Regions from separate parts of the Homo sapiens genome. Here region 1 is linked to region 2. The links are chromatin contacts, found by Hi-C or POLR2A ChIA-PET in ENCODE. All regions are on one chromosome and are shown on one strand. The core of a region is the stretch at or near the end of the contact, and the rest is flanking DNA. Distances in the headings are between cores, read along the strand shown. Region 1 overlaps ENAH (ENAH actin regulator). Region 2 holds the start of ENAH (ENAH actin regulator).

What was found. A loop is a pair of places that touch in the nucleus more often than their neighbours do. ChIA-PET counts read pairs that join two places held with the same protein, here RNA polymerase II (POLR2A). Pooled maps may share reads with other maps.
Region 1: a map of PC-3 shows a loop between it and region 2 (5-fold over the local background). The contact joins the enhancer-like site here to the promoter of ENAH in region 2. A Hi-C loop is called at or near these places in 23 of 168 maps with a recorded cell type or tissue (Caco-2, Calu3, HepG2 and 16 more) and 14 of 50 pooled maps. POLR2A ChIA-PET finds 5 or more read pairs at or near these places in 20 of 52 experiments (A549, AG04449, AG04450 and 16 more).

Annotation. Positions count from the first base shown.
Region 1 is chr1:225,599,386-225,605,242 of GRCh38, reverse strand. The region is part of intron 1 of ENAH (ENAH actin regulator); the gene reads left to right. Among named protein-coding and RNA genes, the nearest start is that of ENAH, 51 kb to the left of the region's middle. Within about 2 kb of position 1,607, at least 8 of the 41 ENCODE cell types and tissues checked have a DNase peak (open chromatin) inside an H3K27ac peak, as active enhancers do; they include HCT116, PC-3, PC-9 and 4 more, where a contact is called at or near this core.
Region 2 is chr1:225,651,515-225,657,324 of GRCh38, reverse strand. It overlaps ENAH (ENAH actin regulator), which reads left to right and starts at 4,202. Exons shown (of 14, transcript NM_018212.6): 1 at 4,202-4,639. The coding sequence starts at 4,635. RefSeq lists a silencer at 4,223-4,352.

The sequences.
Region 1 (5,857 bases), core at 358-2,857, 49 kb after region 2:
TCAATTTCGAGTGTAGATATGTATCATTTTAAAATTGCTTAGTCTTTCTATTCACAAGTGGTTGAATATCAGCAGTTTCTTAAGATTCAATCTACAATTGTATTTACCCAGTCGCTTGTCAGAATTTCCAATCATCATGTAGTTCAGTTTAACATTTTACATGCTTTAAGTGAAACCTACAGAAGTGTAATCTGCTGAGTCAGTGGATATTCACGTTTCAAAGGTTCTTGATGCATAAGGACAAGAGCCTTTGCTTTTTTATCAGCAAGGTATGAGGATGCCCTTTTCCCACTCTAACATTACTGTTTTCTCCTAAGTATCAAAGTCTAAAAGGATATCTTGTTTTATTTAACTTGCATTTCTTTACTAGCTAGCTTTAATGTTTTTCATATCTTTATCAGCCCTCTCTAAATCTTTTATCAATTGTCCTTTTTTTGTTTGTTTTTGTTTGAGACAGGGTCTTGCTGTGTTGCCCAGGCTGGAGTGCAATGGCGCAATCTCGGCTTACTGCAACCCCTGCCTCATGGGCTTAAGCGATTCTCCTGCCTCAGCCTCCCAAGTAGCTGGGACTACAGGCACCCACCACCATGCCTGGCTAATTTTTTTTTTTTTTTTTTTTTTGGTAGAGACGGGGTTTTACCATGTTGGCCAGGCTGGTCTCGAACTCCTGACCTCAAGTGATCTGCCCGCCTCGGCCTCCTAAAGTGCTGAGATTACAGGCGTGAGCCACTGCGCCTGGCCACATTTGTACAATTTTAAAATATTGTTTTTTTCTAGTGGATAAGGCACACAATAGTAGTCTCCCTTTGTTTAATAGCTGTCTGGGGCATATTTTCCCACCTATTTATTTACCCCCATTTATATTAAGCCCTCATTTTCCTCCTTTAGCTCTGCCTGCCTGTTCTCCCTCAGCAAGTCATTGACATTTTCCAAAGTTAAGAGAAACAGTAATAACTTCACTGAATAAAAATAGTGAGAGAGCCTGGACTTTGATTATGTCCAGAATACCTCCTAAGAGTGTTATTTTCAAAGTCAAAGTGATAAGGAATTTTGGTTTTTATGTCTGCCACTGAAAGTAGCTTGTTTAAATTTGAGTTTAATTAGTAGAATGACAGTGTTATTACTCATAGTGTGTAGTGTTATTAAAGATTCTTTGGCATACATGCAAGTTTTTGCTTATTAGAAGTTTCTAGTTGAAATTATAGCACTCACAAAAAGTTTTGAATAAATAAGATTTAGAATGAGTGACCCCTGAAAACCTGGTATGCAAAAGGCTACTGGGTAATAATTTCATTAATTTTATACCACATGTGTGATTTCACCATACTTTTTTTGTTCCTTGTGGTTGATTCTAAGTGATCAGCAATTTTTATTTTGACCATTTAAACCCATAGCCATTAGCTACTTAAATTTGTGAAATTCTTTGTAGTGATTTCAGTTTTACAAGTTTGTATCTTGGCTGATGGTCTAATTTTGAAAACTTTACATTTGGTAGATACCAATGTTTTTCTTAATGTACTTTTTCACAGTCCTTCTGATTGATTTCAAAGTGTTGTCTTTGAAAATAAACATGACTCATAGCACTTGGGTAGCCAGAGCATGCCTGTAATGAATGCCTCTGTACATTTTGAGGCTGTGGTAGAATAAACATAGCAGTTCCTTTCCTTTTTGAAATGGAAGTTTGATACTAGTACTGAATTTAAAGATGAACAGAGCTTAGTTTTGGAGAAAGAGAAAAGCACGGTTATATTTGCAGGTACACTTTTTTCTAACTTTCATTGACTATTTTTGAGTGTTAATGTGTAATTATTAAATTAATAAAAGTAATTTTATAGAAGCTGCAAATTACCATATTTCAATTTATTTCAGGGGTTATTCTTTTAATAATTTAGGAGCTTTAAAGTATGTATCTCAAGCGCTATATAATAAAGAGCCATCGGTGTAGTTAAACTTTTGAGCTTTTAAGAAGTTATACATATAATTCTAAATATTTGCTTAATTATTTATTTTTACTTAGGGAGAATGACTGCTTAAAGGTTGAGTCTTCACATTTTGGATAGCCAAGAACCATTAACAAATTTCTATTGTTTTTGCCATTGATTTGTGGGTACCTTTTAATCCTTTATTATCATTTAGTTCTTTGTGTCCCAGAGTAAGTTCTCATTTAGTTCTATTTGGGTATTTGTTTTTGTGCTCATATCTCTTACTGTTGGCTATACTTCATAGTATGTTTTAATATCTGGTCAAGCAAGTTTATTTTTTTTTTTGAGGTTGATTTAGCTGTTGGTTAGCCTTTATTTTAGCATGAACATTGTAGGCTGTTTATTGAATTCTTTAAAGAATCAAACTGGCAATTTGAGATTGCATTACATTTATAGATTAATTTTGGTGGAGAAATGTTATTCTATTTGTGGATTGTTTTGGTTCTTCTAGATAGATGATGATGTCATCAGCAGCAGTGACAGTTTTCTCTCTTTCTTTTCAAATGTTACACTCTTATTTTTTACAGTGTTGGCCAGTCTGGCACTGTGCTAGACAGCATGGTCATATTTGTTGACATAGGGAAAGGCTTTTGAAGTCTCTATTTTATATTTGTTATACGTTTTTGATATATATATATAACCTTTGCTAAATTAAGGAAACTCCCTTCTATTCCAGGTTTGCATAGATTAAAAAAATTATTAAGTAGGTTCTTCTTTTGTCCAGTTGTTTTCCTGCTTCTATCAAGATAACCACCTGAGTTTTTTCTTTTAGCCTTTAATAATTAACAACAAAAAAACACTGTTGGATTTGATTAGTCAGTATTTTATTTAGGCTGTAACTTTATAGCATTGTTATCTGGTTTTAGATTCAATACTAGCCTGATAAAAATGACCGTAGCTTTTGTTCTTTTTAACTTTCTGAAACAACTTGTATAAGATAAGAATAGAATGTTTCTTAAAAGCTTAGTAGAATCCACCTATTAAAAAAAGGTCTCATCACGGAGTTCGTTTTGTTTTACTTTGTTGGGAGAAGAGCATTGCCATTTCAGTTGCTTTAATCTTTTGATCTGTTTTTCAACCTGTTTTCTTTCAATCTATTCAAATCCTCTTTATTTCTTCTGATAATTTTGTCATTTCTCTTCTTTTGGATCTTCTTTGTCTTTTTCTTGATGAATCTTACTAGAATTTTATCTAGGCTATTAATATTTACCAAGAAACAGCTTTTGGTTTTGTTATCTTCTTAATTGTTCATTTGGACTAGATTTTCATTGATTTCTGTCCTTTATTATTTCTTTCCTTTTTATTTATTTGGCTTTTCTTTGTTAGGCTTTTCTTTTTTTTCACCTTCTTATTTCTGGTAAATGTTTAAAGCCATATATTTTCCTCAAGTTCTTCCTTGGCTCTAACATATATTTTCTAAATGTTTCCTGATTTTTATTGATTTCCTTTTTAACGTAAGGGTTATTAAGTTATATTTTTTTTAGTTTCCAAATTTGAATATTTATAAAAATTATTGATTCCTGAGTTCATTGTATTATATCAGAACATAATCTGTATGCCCTTGTGCCTACCACATGGTTTAGTAATATAAATGTTTAGGGTATGTGAGAAAAAAAATGTATCCCCGTCCATTGGGATGTATTTCTTTGACCTAAGGAAGTGTAGGTCATTGCTTTTAGGACTTTCTTTTTTAATATAAGTATTTTGTAATTGGAACCTTCTCTTTTTTTTTTTTTTGGCGGGGAGATGGAGTCTCACTCTGTCACCCAGGCTGGCGTGCAGTGGCGCCATCTTGGCTCACTGCAAGCCCCGCCTCCCAGGTTCACGCCATTCTCTTGCCTCAGCCTCCCAAGTAGCTGGGACTACATGCGTCCGCCACCACACCCGGCTAATTTTTTGTATTTTTAGTAGACACGGGGTTTCACTGTTAGCCAGGATGGTCTCAATCTCCTGACATCGTGATCCGCCCACCTCGGCCTCCCAAACTGCTGGGATTACAGGCGTGAGCCACCGTGCCTGGCCGTAATTGGAACCTTCTGTTTGTACTGTTGAGAACTTGAATTTTTTTGCTTATATTTTGTCTGCTTGATCTATCAGTAGTCTGAACAGAGTTGATTAAGAGTAATTGTTGATTTTTCTCTGACAGTTCTGTTAATTGTTGAATATATTTTAAGACCTGTTTGAAGTGGGTAGATATATTTTGCTGTCATTTTCATCACTATATAGCCTCTTCTTCATGTATTTTTAAATCCCTTTTAATTTGCTTTTTTTGGGGAAAAATTTCAGACCTTTAAGAATGTTGTAAGAATGTTACAAAGAAAATTATTTTGCTCATCATATAGCTTTACCAATTAATATTCTTTCTTTTTCTTTTTTTTAGTCTTTTTTATTTCCTGGTAAATGTTTAAAGCTATATATTTTCCTCTTAAATCTCCCAGGCTGCAGTGCAGTGTTGTGATCACAGCTTACTGCAGTTTTGAGCCCAAATGATCCTCCCACCTCATTTCCCCCAGTAGCTGGGACTCCGGGCGCACACCACATGCCTGGCTAATTTTTTAATTTTTTTGTAGAAATAGAGTCTCACCTTGTTGCCCAGGCTGGTCTTGAACCCTTGGGCTCAAGCAATCCTCCCACCTCAGCTTCTCAAAGTGCTCAGATCACAGGCATGAGCTACTATTCTCAGCCTTCTCTAACTTAAGAAGGAAGCTCACTTAGGTCGTTGCTTTTAGGCCTTTGTATTAGGTTGGTGGAAAAGTAATTGCGTTTTTTGCCATTAAATGTGGCAAAACCACAATTACTTCTGCACCAACCTAACATAAGGATTTAAAACTATAAATTTCCCATTAAACATTACTTTAGCTGCATCTATTTTTTTTCTTATTTATTATTATTTTTTAGACAGAGTCTGACTGTTGCCCAGGCTGGAGTGCAATGGCACCAACATGGCTCACTGCAACCTTGACCTCCTGGGCTCAAGTGATCCTCCCGGCCTCCGTCTCCCGAATAGCGGTCTTACTCATTTTCTACGTGTGTGTTGAGTGCACCATTTGAGAGTAAGTCACAGTGTTAGTCCATTTTGTGTTGCTCTAAAGAAATAGCTGAGACTAGGTAATTTATAAAGAGAAGAGGTTTAATTGGCTCATGGTTCTGCAGGCTTTATAGGAAGTGTGGTGCCAGTATCTGGTTGGTTTCTTGTGAGGCCTCAGGGAGCTTTTACTCATGGCAGAAAGTGAAGTGGGAGTAGGCATGTCACATGGGGAGAGAGAAGAGGAGGACCCAGGCTCCGTTAAATAACCAGCATTCCTAGCTCTCAAGTGAGCTGACAGACCAAGAACTTACTTTATTACTACAGGGAGGGCGCCAAGCCATTCCTAGGGATCCTCCTCCCCCATGATCCAGACACCTTCCTTCAGGCCCCACCTCCAATAAAGGGGGTCACTTTTTTTTTTTTTTTTTTTTTTTTTAAGACGGAGTCTCGGCCCTGTCGCCCAGGCTGGAGTGCAGTGGTGCAATCTTGGCTCACGGCAACCTCTGCCTCCGGGGTTCAAGTGATTCTCCTGCCTCAGTCTTCCGAGTAGCTGGGATTACAGGCGCCTGGCTAATTTTTTTGAATTTTTAGTAGAGACGGGGTTTCACCATGTTGGTCAGGCTGGTCTTGAACTCCTGACCTCAGGTGATCTCCCCACCGCAGCCTCCCAAAGTGCAAGGATTACAGGTGTGAGCCACCGCACCCAGCCAGCAATCACATTTTAACTTGAGATTTGGAGGGGACAAACATCCAAACCATTTAAGTCACAGCACTTTACTCCGCAGTGTGAATAACACAGGCATTCTCCTACATAATCACAGTACAGTTATCATACTCTGGAAATTGA
Region 2 (5,810 bases), core at 2,953-5,452:
CTCTCACCACTGCACTCCAGCCTGGGCAACAGAGCAAGAGTCGGTCGAAAAAAAAAAAAAGCATGGGTAAAAGTTTATCTAAGAGAAAGTTGAGGTCTATATACTTGATGTTAACAACAGAGTATATTTCTTTTGATGAATAGTTTTTAATTAGAGAAGTCATTCACTCATTTATTCATTCACCTTTTAAATACCTAGGTGCCTACATGATGGGCCAGCCATTGGGCCTTGGGCCAGCAACCCTTATGAGAGAAGAGTTCAAATGATTTCCACTATTCAGCCAAGCCAACACAATCTCAGCTAATTTTTAGTTTTTAATTTTAATTGTTTAGAGACAGGTTCTGTCTCTCAGGCTGGAGTGCAGTGGCTGGATCATAGCTCACTGCAGCCTCGAATCCCTGGGCTCAAACAATCTTCTTGCCTCAGCCTCCTGAGCAGCTGAGACCACAGGGGCGTGCTACAATACCTGGCTCATATTTTTTTTCTTTGAGACGGAGTCTCGCTCTGTCTCCCAGGCTGGAGTACAGTGGCACAATCTCAGCTCACTGCAACCTCTGCCTCCCAGGCTGGAGTACAGTGGCACAATCTCGGCTCACTGCAACCTCTGCCTCCCGGGTTCAAGTGAATCTCCTGCCTCAGCCTCTGGAGTAGCTGGGATTACAGGCACCTGCCACCACACCTGGCTAATTTTTTGTATTTTTAATATAGATGGGGTTTCACCATGTTGGCCAGGCTGGTCTCAAACTCCTGACCTAGTGATCCGCCTGCCTCAGCCTCCCAAAGTGCTGGGATTACAGGTATGAGCCACCGTACCTGGCTACCTGGCTAATTTTTTAAAAATTTTGTAGAAATGGGGTCTTGCCATGTTGCCCAGGCTGGTCTTGAACTCCTGGGCTCAAGTGATCTGCTGCCTCAGCCTCCCAAAGTGCTGGGTTTACAAACCTGAGCCATCATGCCAGGCCCAGACCTAATTTTTAAGCAGAGTTTATGAGAAGAGAATCAGCTTTAATTTTTATTGCCTTAGTGCACTCTCATCCCATAAGAAGGTAGTTTGATATAGTCGAAGGAACAATGGACCAAGATTTGGAAATCCTGAGTTTAAGTTGTGGGCAAGTTACTTAACCTCTCTGGGTCTCACATTTCTTTTCTGAAAAATGAGTGGGCTGGACCGAAGATTCCTTCCATCTCTAAAATTCTTTTATTCTATATGGTAACACATTCCACAGCATTTCCTTTGTGACCAGAATTAGTCTGTGACTTCCTACCTCAAGTATCGCTTTGCACTCTTTGAATGTTAAACCAAATATGAACAAGAAGCAATAACATTTTGTCACAGCCAACAAATTGCCCTTCCACAGAATGACCTTTGGGGGTCAGGCCACCCATTGCAATATCTAAATCCAAAAGGCAATGAATGCTATGACCAACTTGTGAGCTGGCAGGCTGCCATCCAAAAGGATGGAAATGGTTGTAGGCAGCCAAAATTCTTGGCTGGTACATTTTTAATAAACATAGAAAATAAGAACAGCATTTTCCACTTGGATTGCTTAATTTGGTGCCCATACCATTGGAACATTTGCTGTTAGAATAAAGATGATGTGATATATCACTTATTTAGCGCAGGATGGATTAACTTTCACAAATGAGAAGTAGGTTATGGAGTCATCTGTAAGGAATTTTTATCCTTGTTTCTTGTGTCTGGCAGGAGATAGCTTGAGTCATTACAGCACTCTCTCCACCCCTTTTGGCCCTTTGTAAGAGTTTTCCCTGAAACATAAGCTCTGTCGGATTTACTGTATTGCTATGAATGGACTAAGGCAAATTGGTGTGACTTCTCTGTGGTCGAATATGTTTTATTAATACTTTTCCAAGATGGTTCAATATGTCTTAATTTTTCCAAGAAAAAACTCTCCACAGCACATGTTCAAATACTTGAGGTATGTGTTTCAAACTACAGGGAGAAACTTACGTAAGACAATGACCCTCATAGTTGGTAGCTATGATTTTTAATCATGCCTGTTGCACTAATTGATCCAGTTACTTGAGCTCTATGTTTCCCTGTCTCTACTTGCAATATGGCAACTAGAACATTTGACTGGCAAGTTTGTTTTCTCTCCAGTGGTTGGAGATCCTTGAATAAAATGCCCTCTGTAATGGTAAGCTGTAATTAGATATGTGGGTGGAAATTAGCGTTCTTCAAGTACACCATGTTTAAGGCAGAGGCATCATGCTTTCTACTACCTGAGGCCACCTTGATCCTCTGCCATAGCTCCGGGTCACTGCTTCTATAGGGCTGTTGGTCTAAGGCTGCCGGTTCCAAAAAGAAAATAACTCGGTATTGAGCTCTGAAACCAGGAATTTTATTTATTTATTTATTTATTTATTTATTTATTTATTTTTTAGATGGAGTCTCGCTCTGTCACCTAGGCTGGAGTGCAGTGGTGTGATCTGAGCTCACTACAACCTCCTCTTCCCGGGTTCAAGCGATTCTCTTGACTCAGCTGGGATTACAGGCGTGCACCACCACGCCCGGCTGTTTTTTTATTTTTTATTTTTAGTAGAGACAGGGTTTCGCCATGTTGGCCAGGCTGGTCTGGAACTCCTGACCTCAGATGATTCGCCTGCCTCAGCCTCCCGAAGTGCTGAGATGACAGGCGTGAGCCACCGCACCCGGCTGAAACCAGGAAGCTTTTTTTATGGTTAAAAATGGGCTACACAGTTCAATTATAGACAAATCAGGCATTGACCACGGATCACTATAACCTGTCTTTTCATTTGGAAGTGTACATTATCCCAACCTTCCTAACTATCTTTTGAATGGTACCTGCATCTTAAAACAAAACACCAAAACTTTTGAATGGATTCCTGGAGTCATGGTAGGTCCTCCATTTTGGATGAGATCCTTCAGCAATAGGATCCCTGTAGCAACAACCCTTTTCTATCCTCCTCACCTTTTATACAGAAAGTACATCCCTGTCTTCCGGACTAAAAGGGGGCCGTAATTCGTACAGTTAAAAATTTTATTATTGGATTTGTTTTTAGATTTAAAAAAAACCGAAAACAAAACCTTCAACAACGATCAATTCTGGCTTCCTGGATGCCCTCCTCCCCGACTTGACTTGAAATGAAATTGCCTCGCCAGTATTTTATATCTACTTTTTAAGGGAGGTGACTTCAAGACCATTGGGAATGACGAAAAATTTAAAATTATCATTAGTTCCTCTCTCTCCCCGCCCCCTGCCCGGGATTCCCTCTTTGCTAATGACGCTGGAAAGCGGCTCCACTGGCTGCGTTTCTCTTCTTCCACTCTTGCGGCAACACACTGTTCCGCGCGCGTCTCCCGGCGACTGCGTTTCCCCGAGAGTCGGCTGCGTTCGTTTGGGGATGAAGTCATCCCTATACCTAGTGTGCACATCAACTCGTTCCATCGGCGCAGCACGCTGGGATTCCTCGGGAAGAAAAGGAGCGAAGGGAACAATGATGACCATATTTTCCATTTATATGCCCCTCCTCAACTCCGCAGGAATCGCTGGGCGCAGCCGCGGCGAGGGCGGGCAGTTGGGCTGACCGGGATGCCCCCCGATTCCCTCATCCCCGTCCTGAGACCGCAACAGGGCGGGCTGAGCACTCGCCCCGCGCGAGGGCACCCGGCCGCGAGCCGACCCGGAGTCTCCTGGCCCGGCCCTGTGCCCAGTCACGCGTCCAAGCTCCCCACGCCGGTGCCTACGGGTCTGGCGCCCAGGAGGTCTCGGCGCCTCGGTCTCCGCACCGTGGCCGTGGGGGAGGCCTCGGAGCTCCCCAAGCCTCTGGGGAGCGGGAGGCGACGGGGAGGGGGCCGACGGTCAAGGACAACCACGGGCGAGGAACCCCGGCCGACAACTGGCCGGAGGTGTTGGGCGGGAGGGGGGGGTGGTGGCCCGCCCGAATCCCAGAGGGGTGCAGGGGGCGGGGTAGGGAGGCAACAAAGAGCCTCTCTCCGCCGCCGCCGCCGTCGCGCTCGCTCTCTCCCAGCCTCGCTCTCCGCAGTCCGGCGGGGGCCCGGCCGCCGGCGCGGGGGAGTGCGCCCGGCCCCCCGCCTCCCCTTTCCTCCCCTCCCCCCGCACCGCCCCCTCGCCCCCGGGGGAAGGAGGGGAGGAGGGCGGCGCCTGCGTGTTCCTCCGCCGCGCGCCCCGCCTCCTCCCGGGTTCCTCGCGGCGATCCCGACTCTCCTCCCGCGGCTGCAGCAGCTGCCGGTTGCACACGGCCTCGGCGGCGGCGCGGCGAGCGCGGGCCTGTGGAGCGGCGGCCGGGCGCGCGGCCCCGGCGGGCACCCCTCAGAGGGCGGCCGAGGAAGCTCCGGGAGGAGGAGCAGGACCACGAGGAGGTGGGAGGCGGCGGCCGCCTGGGGACCAGCTCCGCGCCTCGGCCTCTCCGCCCCCTCCCCAGCCTTTCTCTCGCCCTCTTCTCCCACACTCCCGGCCGGCGCCTCGGCTTTGTGCGAGGAGATGGTGTAGCCCCCTGGCCGCCGAAGGAGGAGCCGGACACTTGTCTCCCGTCTCCGAGCTGCTCCCCACCCCTGGAGGAGAGACCCCCCCCTCGGCTCGGCGCCTTCTGCGTCTCCCGGCTGGTGGGGAAGCCTCTGCGCCGCCGGCACCATGAGGTGAGGGGCGCGCGGGGCGGGGGCCGGGCGGGCCATTGTGCCGCGGGAGCCGCGACCCCCGTTCTCCTCGGACCCCGCCTTCCCTCTCCCGGCCCGGCGCGTCTCCCCTGGTCTCCGGTCTGTTCCTCCCCCCTCCGCCTTTTGTCCCTTCCAATTTCTCTTTCTTTCTTGGAAACCTCCCCAACCCGTGTGGTTTGGGGGTCTCGCTTCATCGTTCTCTCATTTTTCCTCAAATGCTCTTCTTTCACCCAGGATTTCCCTTCCTAAATTTAATTTGCGCCTGGCTCCCTCCCCCAAGCCTTTGCAAGCGAAACCCGGGAGATGGGGAGGGGTTCGAGAATCGAAGCGTGCGTGTTGCTGGGAAACAGGTATTTTTTCGTATATATGTAAAAATTTCATGCACTTTTGCCTCCGAACTCTCGTGTTTAATTAAAAAAGGAAGAAAAGTTTGAAAGGTCTGAAATCTCTGCGGGTAATAAAGTGCCTCTGGTAGGGGTAGGTGAAGGAGCTGTGAAAGGTGAAATTTCACGATGGTGGGGGAAGGGAAAGAATTGATTAGGTTCACGTGGTGGGGGCAGTAAAAGACTGGGATAAGTAAGTTGGTAGGGGTGTGTAAGCGGGGGCGGGGAAGGGATCTGTTTGGAAAAGCCTTTTCTCCCCTTTCTCTGTAGCAGCCTGTGTTGCATTGCAGCAGCTGCTTTTTCCCTTTGCTCTGTACTCAATAAAACAGGAGCTAAATTATTTTTGCGGCCCCGAAGAATTGAATGTACTGTCGTAAAATATTTTTTTAATTGATACGATGAAACATATGGTATGATATTTTTCTTTATTGTTTCTCAAATTGTGTAGGAGAATAAACCGTGATGTGGTGTGTCATTCATTGGAGATTTTTTTTCCAGCCTTTCCTAAACCTGTTCTGTGTCCATAACCTTCTCTTTTCGGATTGGTGCAAGACTTCGTGTGAAATGGGACTTGGTAGACTGAAGGCTGATCCATTCTGCGTTATCATCCTTAAAGGCCTTCCTTTTGGGTTAAACAATTGTGGATAAAGTAAATTACTCCATTTCTCTCTCCTGGAAGAGATAGTCTTACAGTTCATTTGGATTTGAATCTCCTTTGTGTTAAAGATTAATGGCCAACCGTTGCTAAGACCTTTATAATGTAATACAAT